2 separate regions of the Mus musculus genome follow, and region 2 is linked to region 1. Evidence: chromatin contacts called from ENCODE Hi-C or POLR2A ChIA-PET data. All regions are on one chromosome and are shown on one strand. Each heading gives the region's core, a stretch centred on a gene start or an enhancer-like site at or near the end of the contact. The rest is flanking DNA. Distances are from core to core; before and after follow the strand shown. Region 1 has its middle 79 kb from the start of Gm46567. Region 2 has its middle 26 kb from the start of Gm52263.

Region 1 (6,321 bases), core at 1,853-4,352:
ATTTCTTTTATTTTTTGAGATTCTAATACAATTACATCATCTCCCCCTTCTTTTCCCTCCCTTCAAATCCTCCTGGCTCTCCTTCAAATTTATGCCCTCTTTAAAAAAACACACACACACACACACACACACACACATTTATTTATTTATTTTATGTATGTGAGTACACTCTCTTGAGACATACCAGTGGAGGGCATCAAATCCCATTACAGATGGTTGTGAGCCACCATGTGTGTGCTGGGAATTGAACTCAGGACCTCTGGAAGAGTAGTCAGTGCTCTTCACCACTGAGCCATCTCTCCAGCCCCTATGCCCTCTTTTTTCATTAATTGCTATTACGTATACCTAGGTACATATTTTAATTACATAAGTAAAAGCAGAAAGCTGAGATGGAGAGCTGACTCAGTTGCAGTGCACTGGATGCTTTCCAGAGAATCTAGCTTTGGTTGGAGCACCCACATCAGGTGGCTCACAGACTCTGGCAACTCCAGCTTAAGGGGTTTAGTACCATCTTCTGGTCTCCATGGACACACATATATACACACAGAGACACACATAAATATAAAACTAAAAACAAATATTGTCGAACAGCAACAAAGCTGATTGACTTCGAAGGGCACCCAGCTTCAGAAGGGTACGTGGTCTCTGTCCTACTGAGGATCGCTGTTGATTCAGACCCATTCAAACCCAGGACACTACAGTTCTCTCTGAGAGCATGCAGATTCATGCTGAAGGAGTAAGAATGACATTCACATGACAGAGCTCTAGATAATAGAGCAGAAAGGCCAACTCCATGACCCTGTCCCATGCTTTAGGATGTCATGTTTGTCCACCCTGCACATTCTGCTGCCAACCTTTCCCAAGGGTGGATGTGCCCCTGTGTTGTCCACTCAGAAAGAAGTCAAAACAGATTCTCCAAGCCTGATGCTCAATCTCCTCTTTCTGACTCCAATCAGTGTGACCAACCGATGTGACCCTCTGTGGTCACCTAACCAACCCTCGCTCTCTCTCCCCTGTTGTCACTCCACACTGAATTGTCCTTTCACCCATCTCTGCATGGCAGAGACCAATTCAGAGATCCAGTGTCACTGCCTCCAGCAACCCTTCCTTGCTCACTGTCAGCAGAAGTGAGTTCCTCTGCCCTGACCTCAAGACATCTCTCCTTCCCTTGTAGGACTTGGTCTCTATATTAGAGTTAGTTAGAGGCACACACCAGCCCTTAAGTTTGAATTCCTCGTGATGAAGTCTTATGTCCCTCTCCTCCTTCACCCTCTCCTCGATGCCCTACACAATACTCAACATTAGTTAAGTCTTTGGAGTCGAGTGAGCAGATAAATCAATTTTTCCCTTCCCAACACGAAAACCACCAGCCAGTTGGCTCAATGAATCCTCACCCTTCCCTCCCCCGCCCTGAGTGCCGGTCTGGTGATTCCAGCTGCATCTGGAACACAGACAGAGACCTAAGAGATGTCATGAAATACGGATCACTGGAAAACGGAAAGCAGCGAGGAAAACTCAATCAGTAACATGTCACGGAATGCAGGATCGGGAGCCAGGGTTGGTGGCACATCTGTGACCCCAGCATTGGGAGTGTGAGATGGGAAGGAAGATTCAGTCTGGGACACACAGTGAAGACCCTGTTTCAAAAGGAAAACACCCCTAAACCCATGGGTTGGTGATTAGTCACCACTTCATCCCCAAACCCAGGACATATTTGTAAAGGCTGTTTGGGTTGGTCGGCTTGTCTGTTAAACCTCGTGGTAATCAAACGCTGGTTTAGTTCTTAGGAATTGTTTTGTTCCTACTCAGAGATGATATTTACGCCAATATCCAGTGTTAGAGGAGGGGCTGGGAGGGGCTGTGTTCTGGTGATGACAGCACCCCAGGCTGAGGAACAGAGATGGGCCCTACAGTTCGGGGAATGTAGACACGACAGAAGGACATTCCCTCTAGCCTTGGCTAAGTCCCTATGAGAAGCTGCACCCCCCACCCCCAGGGTGAGAGGAAGTAGACATAACTTCCCCAGCTGTCTTCCCCATACCTTTAAGCCCTTTCTCAGTGCCTTCCACAAAAGGTTCTGTGGGTCTACTTACACAGTAGCACATTGTTGGCCAAAGCAAGGTTTCAAGTGACAAGGGAGAAACTGGAAGCTGGGGAAACAGGGCTCCCGTTGGCCCCAGGCCCCAGGGCCCTTGCTTCCAATGCTGGGGTTTAAAGTGGGTTTAGAGGAAACGGACAACTTCTGAGTCGGAGTTTCACGTTACCATTTCCTCTTTGTGGCTTCATCGAGACCACGGGTAGATATATATGACTCCGTATTAGCTAAACTGACCTCCAACCCCTATAAGCCTACCCCTGAGAACTCAGGGGAGAGAGTGGGGGAATAGCCATCTGCAGGGGGTAGAAGAGAGCCTGGGATGTCTTGCCCTAGATCCTCAGCGTCCCTGCCACCCACCGTCCAAGGCAAACACAGCAGCCATCCCCGGAAGCAAGCAATTAGATGCTCCCCGGGGAGGCCTGTAAATTCCTAACTTCTCCCTTCAGGAGGTTAAAAGTAATAGGGTTGCTGGGATTATTTATGTTTCTCTGTCTGGATGAATGTGTATTGGGAGGTGTGTGTGTGTGTGTGTGTGTGTGTGTGTGTGTGGGTGTGTGTGTGTGTGTGTGTGTGTGTGTGTTGTGCATGCGCGTGATCCATCCTCCCATCTCCTGTCTTACACAACTAGCTGCTATTTACACACCAGATGATCCCTGCAGGAAAAGGCAAGTCCCCAGCCGCTGTGGAATTTTAAGAGAGCTTCCTGGAATGCCCTTGTGGGATGTCTGGTTCTAATTGCCTCCGTCAGCGGAGCTGGCAAGCTGGCAGGCGCAATGAGAGGTGAAATTGAACAGATTCCAGTTCACATCAGACCCCCAGCCCTGCCAGAGTCCCCCAGGGCCCGGAAAAGAAAACAAATGTGGCCCAGGCAGTGGAGGGCCTGGGGAGGGGGGTGCGGGGGGGGGGTGTAGAACGCTAGACTGGGAGTTGGAGCAGGAAGATTACTGTCCCAGAGCAGCGGCTTCTGACTGGCTTCACTTTGTGCTAATCACTTAGTCTTGTGGGCCTCCTGTGTTCAGCTGCCAAATGAGTGGTCTCCCAGGCCTCTTCCTAGTCTAAGATGGGGGTCGGGAGGAAAGCGTCCAGCTGTCCCTGTGGTGGGTTGAAGGGTCAGTGGTTTTGTCTTCGGACTTTTGAATCAGATTTTTTTTTTTAACATTTTAGATCTTTAAGCATGATGGGAGGTGAGAGGCTTCAATCCACCTACTAGAACCTAGTGCTGTTCCAAGCTAGCCCTTGTCCCTCTCCCACAGCTCCTCTAGGGATGACTGAAGGTCTTGAGGTCTTAACACAAATCTCTGCCAGAAAGGAGACAAAATCCACAGTTCCTTAGTGCCCCCTATGGGTCCAAAGATGGAGACACTTGAAAGAGGCTGCCCAAGAAGCCACTCTCCTCCCCCCTTGTTCCCCCAGCCTCCAGGGCATCTCTGGCTCCTAGCTCAGAGCCAGAAGGCTCAAACTGATCCCTAATTTAAGGTGAATTTTTCTTTCTTTTAAGACTGTTGTTTTAAGGCACAGACTAAATTAATTTAGTCAGTTCCCCCAACAGGCTATAGATTGAGTGCTTCCCAAGGGGTCCATGGTATGTGTAAAGCGACACGGTTTATCAAATACAGACGCTTGCTGTTTATCATCTTGCCCTTGCTAAGCCTAGCATCAGCTTGACCCCCTAGCCCACAGCTGACACATGTGTGTCTTCAGGCATCAGGGGCTCACTTTTGAGTATGTGTAGGGAAGTCGGCTTGGCCTAGACCAACCAAATCCTAGTCACCGAGACTTTTGCCAAATTGGGGCATAATTGGCAAAGATGTCTAAGAAGACATTTGTAGAGAGGCTGCAGTCCACAGGATCGCCAAGCATCCTAGAGCACGCCTTTCTCTTGGCTCTATTGCTTCACGGACTACGATGACCATGTAAGCCCCTGCCTTCTCAGTGCTTTCCAGAAAGAACGTGCCAAAATGCAAGGGTCACCATGGTGCTCCATCCAATAAGTCAGCCCCCTTACAGACCACCTGGGACTTCTGCTTGGATCTCATTGACCACTCTAGCCGCAAGAATGGCTGGAAATGTAGTCCTGTCTCCTCTCCTAATGACCTGAGTTCTTTTCCTAAGAAACAGGAGCAGATATAAGGGCAGTATCAAGAAAACTGTTGTGCCTGCTATTATGTGTCTGGAGAGGAGTGAGGGGGTACGCCACAGTCCTTTTCTTGGGGGTCACTGGCTTCCCTCTGCAGGAAGAGAGAAAGCTGTTGTGTGCAGTTCATCTGATCCAAGAGAACTCCTAAGCTTCTCACACAGGACTAGACTGCCAAGTTGGTGGGGAGAGATGGCATCTGTGGGATGATCTCTTCCAAGGCTAATGGCAGGCAGGTGATTCTGAGCCTGGCCTCTGGGCCTTTTCCTAAGGAAAACCATCCCAGGTCACTCAGGAGGTTTGCACTCAGATCTCAGCATACCTGTCTAGTGTTCACCACCTGGTCTGGGACCAAAGAGCAGCCTCCTTTCAAAGATTCTAATGGCTTTGTTCTAGTACCAACAGCGCTCAGAGGACATGAGGGGAAAGACTCTCACCCTACATTTGGATATATCCTCACTTCCCCACTCCCAACAAAGTCTGTTGCTATCTCTTCATTCGTTCTGCTGGGAGCCTGGGCCAGCCTGGCTCACAAAGCAAACATTTAAGTCTAAATATGGTATTTAAACTGTGGAATGCTGAGATTGGCATGGCTCAGTGAGTCCCCTGATGACTGGCCTCTGGCTCTCTGCTCCTGAGTGTCCCTGGCCCTTCAGATTTGGAGAGGAAACTCATCTCTAATTTGGTCCCTGGTTTTGAGCCAGTTGATGCTAAACTCCTGGTCCTGGGCACTTGGTGCTCCTCTGACTGTTGGGAGAAGAACAGAGGAATAGAAAATTTGCCTGTAATAGTTATTCCTTACTCTAGAACAAGATGTGCTGGCGAAAGAAGGGCCCAGGTAAAGGGAGGGGAAAGCTTTGACTAGCCCAGTGAGCTCCATTTTAAGGAACTGGTTTCTAACCTGGTGATGCTTCAATACTGCCCTATGGGGCTCAGTGAGTCACCTCTGCTGTAACGACCACCTCATTCTTCGAAAGCCAACTAGACCAAATGTCCTACTAAACTGTGTATCCTACTAAGGTGATGATTTTAATCATGCTCCAGTTGTTGCCACTCTTGTTTGATGTCACTCCCACCCCCAAAATACCTATTCTATCCTTCCTGTGACTTTCATGCTGGCTGCCCTTCCAGGAGACTAGGAGAATCAAATAGAACATTTCCTAGGATGGAATTTCCAGGAACAGAATGTGATTAAAAGTAGAGTCCTCTTCTTTGACAAGACTAGGGACAGAAATAACCAGCTCCAATTTATTAAGAACCATTTATCATGGAGTTATTGAAGCTATGTATGTTTGAGGTCTTTTCTTTTCTTTTCTTTTCTTCTCTTTTCTTTTCTAATTTGGTGCTTAAACATATATCATGGAAGGTCCTAGGCTCCTGGCCTCCACAGACAACCCCTCCCTCAGAGGACAGGTTTGTTTGTTTGTTTGTTTTCATTTCTCATAATATACTTAGGCAAAGACAGAGTATCACGTTTAGCACTTTGCAGGTTGACCATTTTTCTATTTATTTTTATGCTACTTAATGCTAAGTATTTAATACCTTGGAGCACCTGAGAACCTAAACTCTGGTTACATTAGCACTGCTTCTGAGCCAATGGAGCTGAAAGAAAAAAGAAAATCTGGTGTGTGTCCCATCTTCATTTCATGATGGAGTGAGGGACAAGGCTCACGACTGTGTCTTTGTTGTTGTTGTTGTTTTGTTTTGTTTTTTGTTTTTTTTGAGACAGGGTTTCTCTGTGTAGCCCTGGCTGTCCTGGAACTCACTCTGTAGACGGGGCTGGCCTCGAACTCAGAAATCTGCCTGCCTCCCAAGTGCTGGGTTTAAAGGTGTGTGCCACCACTGCCCGGAGACTGTGTCGTTTTGATAGGGCCTTCCCAGCGTGACTGTGGATACTAAAATTACCACTGAGGAAATTCAGCCATGCCCTTGCTTTCCCCCAGGTTCAACTCTAAAGTCTCCAAGTCACAATATCAGAGTAGCTGAAATGGGTAGCAATTAATTTGCATGACTCGTTTCTACCCCTGGATCATTATTTTCTTTACCAAGGGAGAGTTCTATACGACCGACCCCAAACAGTGGGTGGTCT
Region 2 (6,519 bases), core at 1,529-4,028, 180 kb before region 1:
CAGTCTGCCCCCCTTGCATCACAGCTCCAGTGGTCTCTGAGTGTCTTCCTGGCTGACTGTGGAGAATACATTGCCAGGGGGCTCTGATACAGCTGGATGCCTTTGGTGCTCTCTGTTCAATCTGTTTTCAATTGGAAGTCTTTTTTCAAAGGCGTTTGCTTTGTTACACACTTTCCATGCACGGGGTCTTGCCCTCAAGGCAGCTTTCCAGCCTTTCCTGTTTTCTCACTGCCAACTCTGGCTTCTCTTTAGTAGTACTAAGTACAGATGCTTCTTCTTCTTCTTCTTCTTCTTCTTCTTCTTCTTCTTCTTCTTCTTCTTCTTCTTCTTCTTCTTCTTCTTCTTCTTCTTCTTTTTTGTTTTGTTGTTTTTTGAGAAAGGGTTTCTCTGTGTAGCCCTGGCTGTCCTGGAACTCACTTTGTAGACCAGGCTGGCCTCGAACTCAGAAATCTGCCTGCCTCTGCCTCCCGAGTGCTGGGATTAAAGGCATGTGCCATCACCACCCGGCTTACAGATACTCTTCTTCAAGCCCACCTTGTCTGTACCTTTTAGTGAGATGGCTCAGTGGTTAAAGAGGTTTGCCACCAACTCTGAGGACCTGAGTTTGATTCCCATGGTAGAAGTATAGAACTGATTCTCACAAGTTGCCCTCTGACTCCACACCAGGATATAAACAAACATGAATGCGCGCGCGCGCACACACACACACACACACACACACACAAGTTCACACTTCTTGCCTCACCAAACCTCACATTTCTCATCTTTCTCCCTTGAATTCTCCCTGTAAATCTGATGGAACACAATGAACAGTAACGGTGCTGTAGCTGAATGTCATACTGTCTTGAATTGTTCTCTGTCAAACAACTTAGTTCATGATCTTTTCAGGACACAGGCCAGCCATATCTGTAGTATTTACCAGATGTAAAATGAATCGTCTCTAGTCCAGTTCCCAATAGATTCCTTATTCTTCTGAGAATCCTCCTGAGCGAGGCTTGCATTTCTCTCAGGATTCTGGTATCCTTCCCACACTCCACCAGAATGGCCCATTAACCTCTGCTTTGGCATTCTAGGGCTCTGCTATTCTGAGGCTCTAAATTTTTTCACATTCCTTCTGTAAACCAGTTCTAAGAGCTTAAGAACCACAGGGTCAGGTTTATCCTGGCAAGTACCCCACAGGCCAATACCAATTTTCAGTATTAGTTACTTTCTTGTTGCTATAACAAAATACCTGCTAAGAACTGAGTTCAGGAAGAAATGTTTCTTTTGGCTTATGGTTCGAGGGCACAGTCTGTTTTGATGGGAAGGGTATATAGGCAGGAACAAAAGTCTGTCTGCTCTCGTCTAATGAACCAGGAGACAGAGAAGGAGAATCCCTCAGCACTTACCTGGCCTTCTCCTTTTTCTCTTTTTATTTAGTCCAGGGCACAGACCTATGGGACAGTGCTATGCACATTAAAGACAGGTTTTTTTCCTTCCATTAATCCCTTCTGGATGCTCTCATAGGCATCTCTGAGAATGTGGCTTACCAGTGTCCTTAATCCAATTTGGTTGTCAGTGAAGGTCCATCATACTATCCAAACCTTGACAACACCATCTTATTAACTATCGTAACTCAGTGAGTTGAGTATTAGCATTCTCCAGTCACAGATGAGAAAGCAGAGAGGTTACAAGGGACAGGCAGGCCAAGCCAACCTCCCTTTTGCTGGGTCTTTGCCTGAACTCTGCCTGAAACAGCTATTGGAAGACTCCAGGCTTCGCACAGGCATGTGCTCTGCACCTGGGGTCAGGGTGAACCAGACCTGGCTGATTGCACCTGGTGCTCTCAATACAAAGAGGGAAGATCAATAATTGTCTCTTTCTGAAATGATGTAGGTTATATCCCTGATCTTGGTATTCCCATATTCTGTGCATAAGCTTCTACTACAGTAGTGGGTGAGAACAAAAAGAAAATAAGAGAAAAAATATAAAGAGAGAAGAGAGGAGGGAGGGAAGGAAGGAAGGAAGGAAGCAAGCAAGCAAGCTTAGGTATGATGATGCCAACTTCTGTACCTAAGGTCAGACAGCTATTAGAAAGGAGAACAGGCCAAGTCATGGTGGTGCATGCCTTTGATCCCAGCACTCAGGAGGCAGAGGCAGGTGGATCTCTGTGAGTTCCAGGCCAGCTTACTCTACTGAGTGAGTTCCTAGGACAGTCATGGCTACACAGAAAACCCCTGCCTCAAAAACAAACAAGTAAGTACATAATAAATAAGTGAGTAAACAAATAACTAGAAGAGTAGGATTTGAAGGGAGGCTGCTTGGTCTTCTCTGGAGCCTTTCCATCTTGCTTCACATACCTGCGCTCAGTAATGACCACAGGACTGTCTCCCCAGGGTGGAGGAGTATGGCACCTATTCCTAGTGTGGATGAGAAGACATGCTTGTTTAGAACACGGATGCATCTATGAGCCTGCTGTTTAACTCTTCGAAAGAATGGCATTAAAGCTCACATTCAAGTAACCTCACAGAAAAAGGCTCGGTCTGGTGAAGATTTCTGACATCCCCTGTTCCAATCAGCTGCGGAGATTGGGCTGCAGCTGGGCTGATGACTCTTCTCCCACACGCATGAGTGTGTTACTAGGAATGGAGACCTGGACAGGCTTGCCGGCCCGGGCACCCCGCCGAGTCACACCCAAGTGGTGAGCGCTTGCCAGCTTCTGGGCTAAAGCTATTGCCCTGAGAGTCTGGGCAGGGCAGGCAGCTCTGTGCTGATTCTTTTGTCTCCTGGGCAACAGCCTGGAGCAGGCTGTGGTCACCCGTGGGAATGCTCCTCCTGAGTCAGCAGCGCCTGGAGTGTCCCAGGGTGTGGTTGTCTGTTCTTTGGGGCCTCTTTATTTGCAGGATGTCACTGCGCCATCATGGGTTCAGGGGTAGAGCTACAGGACAAGGGCTGTTTGGAACCCCTGTTAACTTGGGAGTTGAGGCAGGGGTGGTGGTGGGCTATAACTGCGAGTATGCTACTATAAAGCATCAGACAGCAATTGGAGGTTTTAATTCTAATCTACCCCTCTTCTGGCTAACTATATCAATGGGGATAATTTACATTCTCTTCTCAGAGCCTCAGTTTCCCCATCTAGACAATTAAATAATGCCAGGCCCGTTTATGTCAGTAAACAGACCTGTTTAATCTTCCATGCAGTGTTCGATGTTACAGTGATAAAAGGAGCCTTTTTCCCCCTCACTCTGTAGACCCGGCTGGCCCGGAACTCAGAGATTCGCCTGTTTCTGCCTTCTGAGTGCTGGGATTAAAGGTGTGCACCACCACTGCCAGGGAGCAGCTTCAGGAGCCAATTTCTTATGCAGCTACATCTTCCTAATTCCTCCAGACTGTTTGCCTTTTTTGAAGAATCTGGTTCATGGCTGCACTCTGAGATGCCAGTGGAATTCCTGAGAAGTAGGGGAATGGTAGGCTGGGCTGTGGAGGCCCAGGGATTAGGCCATCATACTGTATGTAGTTGGGGGGACCTGCTTAAGTGGGATCCTCAGTCTGTTAACCAGCATGTAATGTTGCTTCCTCGGTGCCTCTTAGCCAGACTTCCACGGAGTCTTGTAAAGCCTCCTGCGTTGGGGATGATGAGTGTCTTTGGAATACAGATTCCCTTCAGAGAGTGAAGAGCCATCCATACTGAGAACTACAGATGATGGAAAGGCTCTGAGGAAGTTATATCTCATCCCAGTCAGAATCAGAATTTCGGGGGGGGGGTCGGGGGGGAGAACAGAGGGTGGTTCTGGAGAGAGACTACAGCTGCTGGGGCTTGATTACCATCCCCTGCCCACTGTGTGTTTGCATTAGGAGCAACATAATGTTTTCAGTTGGCTTTGGGGACAAGGTGACAGGTAGCATCAGGAGTCCCTTTCCATATGTCCAAGAGTGTTACACTTCAGTCTATGTGCATGAGGACCCAGCTTTAGCGGCACTGTTGCCATATGGTGTCAGTTTGAATGACACTGGTTCCGGTTATCATAACTTCATTCTGACCATAGATATCTCCCGGACCTTAGCCAGGAGAGCAAGCGACAGGAACACAGATGACAGAAGGTCACAGGAGCAGGGATGTTTGGTTTGGAACATCAGACTCATCTCTGTGTACCAGAGGAACCATTAATTCTGTTAGGTCTTGCTCACCTTCCCTGTTGTCATTTCTTCTACTCTCTAGGGAAAACATTTGGCTGATGTAGCAAAGTTGTATCAAGATCTCTGAAGTGATGGGGCAGGGGCTGGCTAACAATATGACGAGACCTCATGGAGGTGATTCTGAGATATATGGAGTGAGCCTAGATCTCCAAGTCCTAGAGGACTTAATTTTACAGAGTTAACATCTACTTCCACCTAATATTGGCTTGACCGGTTTCCAGGGGTTCCTCAGTGTGGGGTGGAAGCATTTTTCAGGACAGCCTTGCTGGCTCCAGCTCCACAGGAGAATGCCTGCGGCTCGTCCATTCCTCTTCCCTCTGGATGTACTGGAGTGGGGAGGACCATTCTGGTTTCTGATGAGTATCCCTTTTTTCTTTTCCTATTTCTATTTTATTTTTAACTTGTTGATCTTGGCACAAGAGTTTGTGTAGATTTGCTCGTAACAATTACCTTCTGCCTTGAGAAGCGCACAGAATGCTTTGGGTATATTCTTTATAAATCTTGGGCCATGTCCTTTTTTTTTTTTTTCGTGGGGGAGGGGCTGGAAACTCACCAGAGGACTAACACAACACAGGCTCACTGACTCAGCCTTATGTCTCAAAGATGCTCTCTTGTACTGCCTCCTGATTTTGTACTAAACCCTGTGCACACAGTGCACCTCCATAGACTTGATTCTTCCTCTCTAGCAAAAACTGCGGGGTCTCTTGCAATTCTGCACTTTTATCATGAAGCCTCTGGGCCTTCTCTTTACCTCCCGAATGCTACCTCTGCTCAGTTCCCATGTTCTCACATCAATCTTCACCTCTTTCCTCTCTTTCCTTTTAAAATCTGTAATCCTTGAGCTGCATGGAACAGGCTGTTGCCTGCTTTGTGGAGAGATATGTAGCCCAACAGGATTAGCCAAATATATTTAGTTCTTTGGGGAGAGGAGAGGATACGGTAGTAGATTCCAGCCATAATCATCATCATCATCATCATCATCATCTTCTTCTTCTTCTTCTTCTTCTTCTTCTTCTTCTTCTTCTTCTTCTTCTTCTTCTTCTTCTTCTCCTTCTCCTCCTCCTCCTCCTCCTCCTCCTCCTCCTCCACTCTTCTCCACCCTTCTCCTCCTTCTCCTCCTCCTCCTCCTTCTCCTCCTCCTCCTCCTCTTCCTCCTCCTCTTCCTCCTCCTCCTCCTCCTCTTCCTCCTCCTCCTCCTCCTCCTCCTCCTCCTCCTCCTCCTCCTTCTTCTTCTTCTTCTTCTTCTTCTTCTTCTTCTTCTTCTTCTTCTTCTCCTCCTCCCCCCTCCTCTTTCTCCTCCTCCCCCCTCCATCTTCTATGATTATAAAGTCCTCAGTCCATTTCTGTAGTTTGACTATTTTGACTATTGTCTTTCAGACTCTAGCATAAAGACATTTTCTTGGTGCCCTTCTTTTCAAGCTTCAGATTTTGAGGCCTCAGGAAAACAAATCATGAAAGTGACCCTACAGAATTCTGTGCTACCCCATGACTCCACAACAGCTGGACAGTGGCTATGTGACAGATGACAGACATTATTAGCACAAACACTGAGGACAAACAGATTGACGGGACAACTTCCTGCTTTCAGGCTTTCTGAATCTCCTCATGGGTGAAGACATTCCATGGCATCACTGGTGCCAATCAAGGTAACACAGCCACTCAGCCAAGGCTTGACTTGAGAGCATGGGTAGAGACAGGTTAGGCACATCCTTCTCAGCTGAGCAGGTGGCCTCTCAGATGGGTATAACCATCTAACACTTTCAAAGGAGGCAAGGGTGATGTGAACAAAAGTAAGGGTTTAGAGAAACAAGGGAACAGGAGAGTACCAATGCGTTTAGATGCCAAGGAACAGCTGGGTACAAGTCAGGTGCAGGAGGAGGAAGGGAGGGGCATCTTAACTCCCATGAGGGGTCATAGAAGTCTGAACCCTTCACCATGACTGTCTTCAGGACACCCCTGCTCAGTTATAAGGACATGCCCTGGGAAGATTTCATGAGGCAGGTTGGGACTCCAGTATGCCCAAGGCTCACTGAGTACATGACTGCACCACACACCCGGTGGCAGCCTGTAGCCTCTGGTCTGACTCTTGGTCTCCGTGGTTACCCAACATGCCTATGATTGTTAATCTCAACTGTCTACTTGGACAGATCTAGAATCACTGGGAGATGGGCTTCTGTGCATGCCTGTGGTGGATTAACTCGATTAGGTTAATTGAGGTAGGAAGACTTGTCCACTGTGGGCGGTGCCATTCCTTAGGCTGGGATCTTTGACTGTATGAAAAAGAGGAAGCCAAGCACAAGTGCTCACCAATCTCATTTCCTGACTGTGGACACAATGTGAGCA

Evidence for each region. Hi-C counts contacts between places; a loop is a spot of excess contacts on that map. ChIA-PET counts read pairs that join two places held with the same protein, here RNA polymerase II (POLR2A).
Region 2: a loop to region 1 is called in a map of Patski, with 4 times the contacts of the local background. The contact joins two enhancer-like sites. A Hi-C loop is called at or near these places in 2 of 37 maps with a recorded cell type or tissue (Patski and regulatory T cell). POLR2A ChIA-PET finds 5 or more read pairs at or near these places in 1 of 5 experiments (Patski).

What each region holds. Positions count from the first base shown.
Region 1 is chr16:29,731,608-29,737,928 of GRCm38, reverse strand. No RefSeq gene overlaps it. Among named protein-coding and RNA genes, the nearest start is that of Gm46567, 79 kb to the left of the region's middle. Within about 2 kb of position 3,102, at least 2 of the 3 ENCODE cell types and tissues checked have a DNase peak (open chromatin) inside an H3K27ac peak, as active enhancers do.
Region 2 is chr16:29,911,735-29,918,253 of GRCm38, reverse strand. No RefSeq gene overlaps it. Among named protein-coding and RNA genes, the nearest start is that of Gm52263, 26 kb to the right of the region's middle. Within about 2 kb of position 2,778, at least 1 of the 3 ENCODE cell types and tissues checked has a DNase peak (open chromatin) inside an H3K27ac peak, as active enhancers do.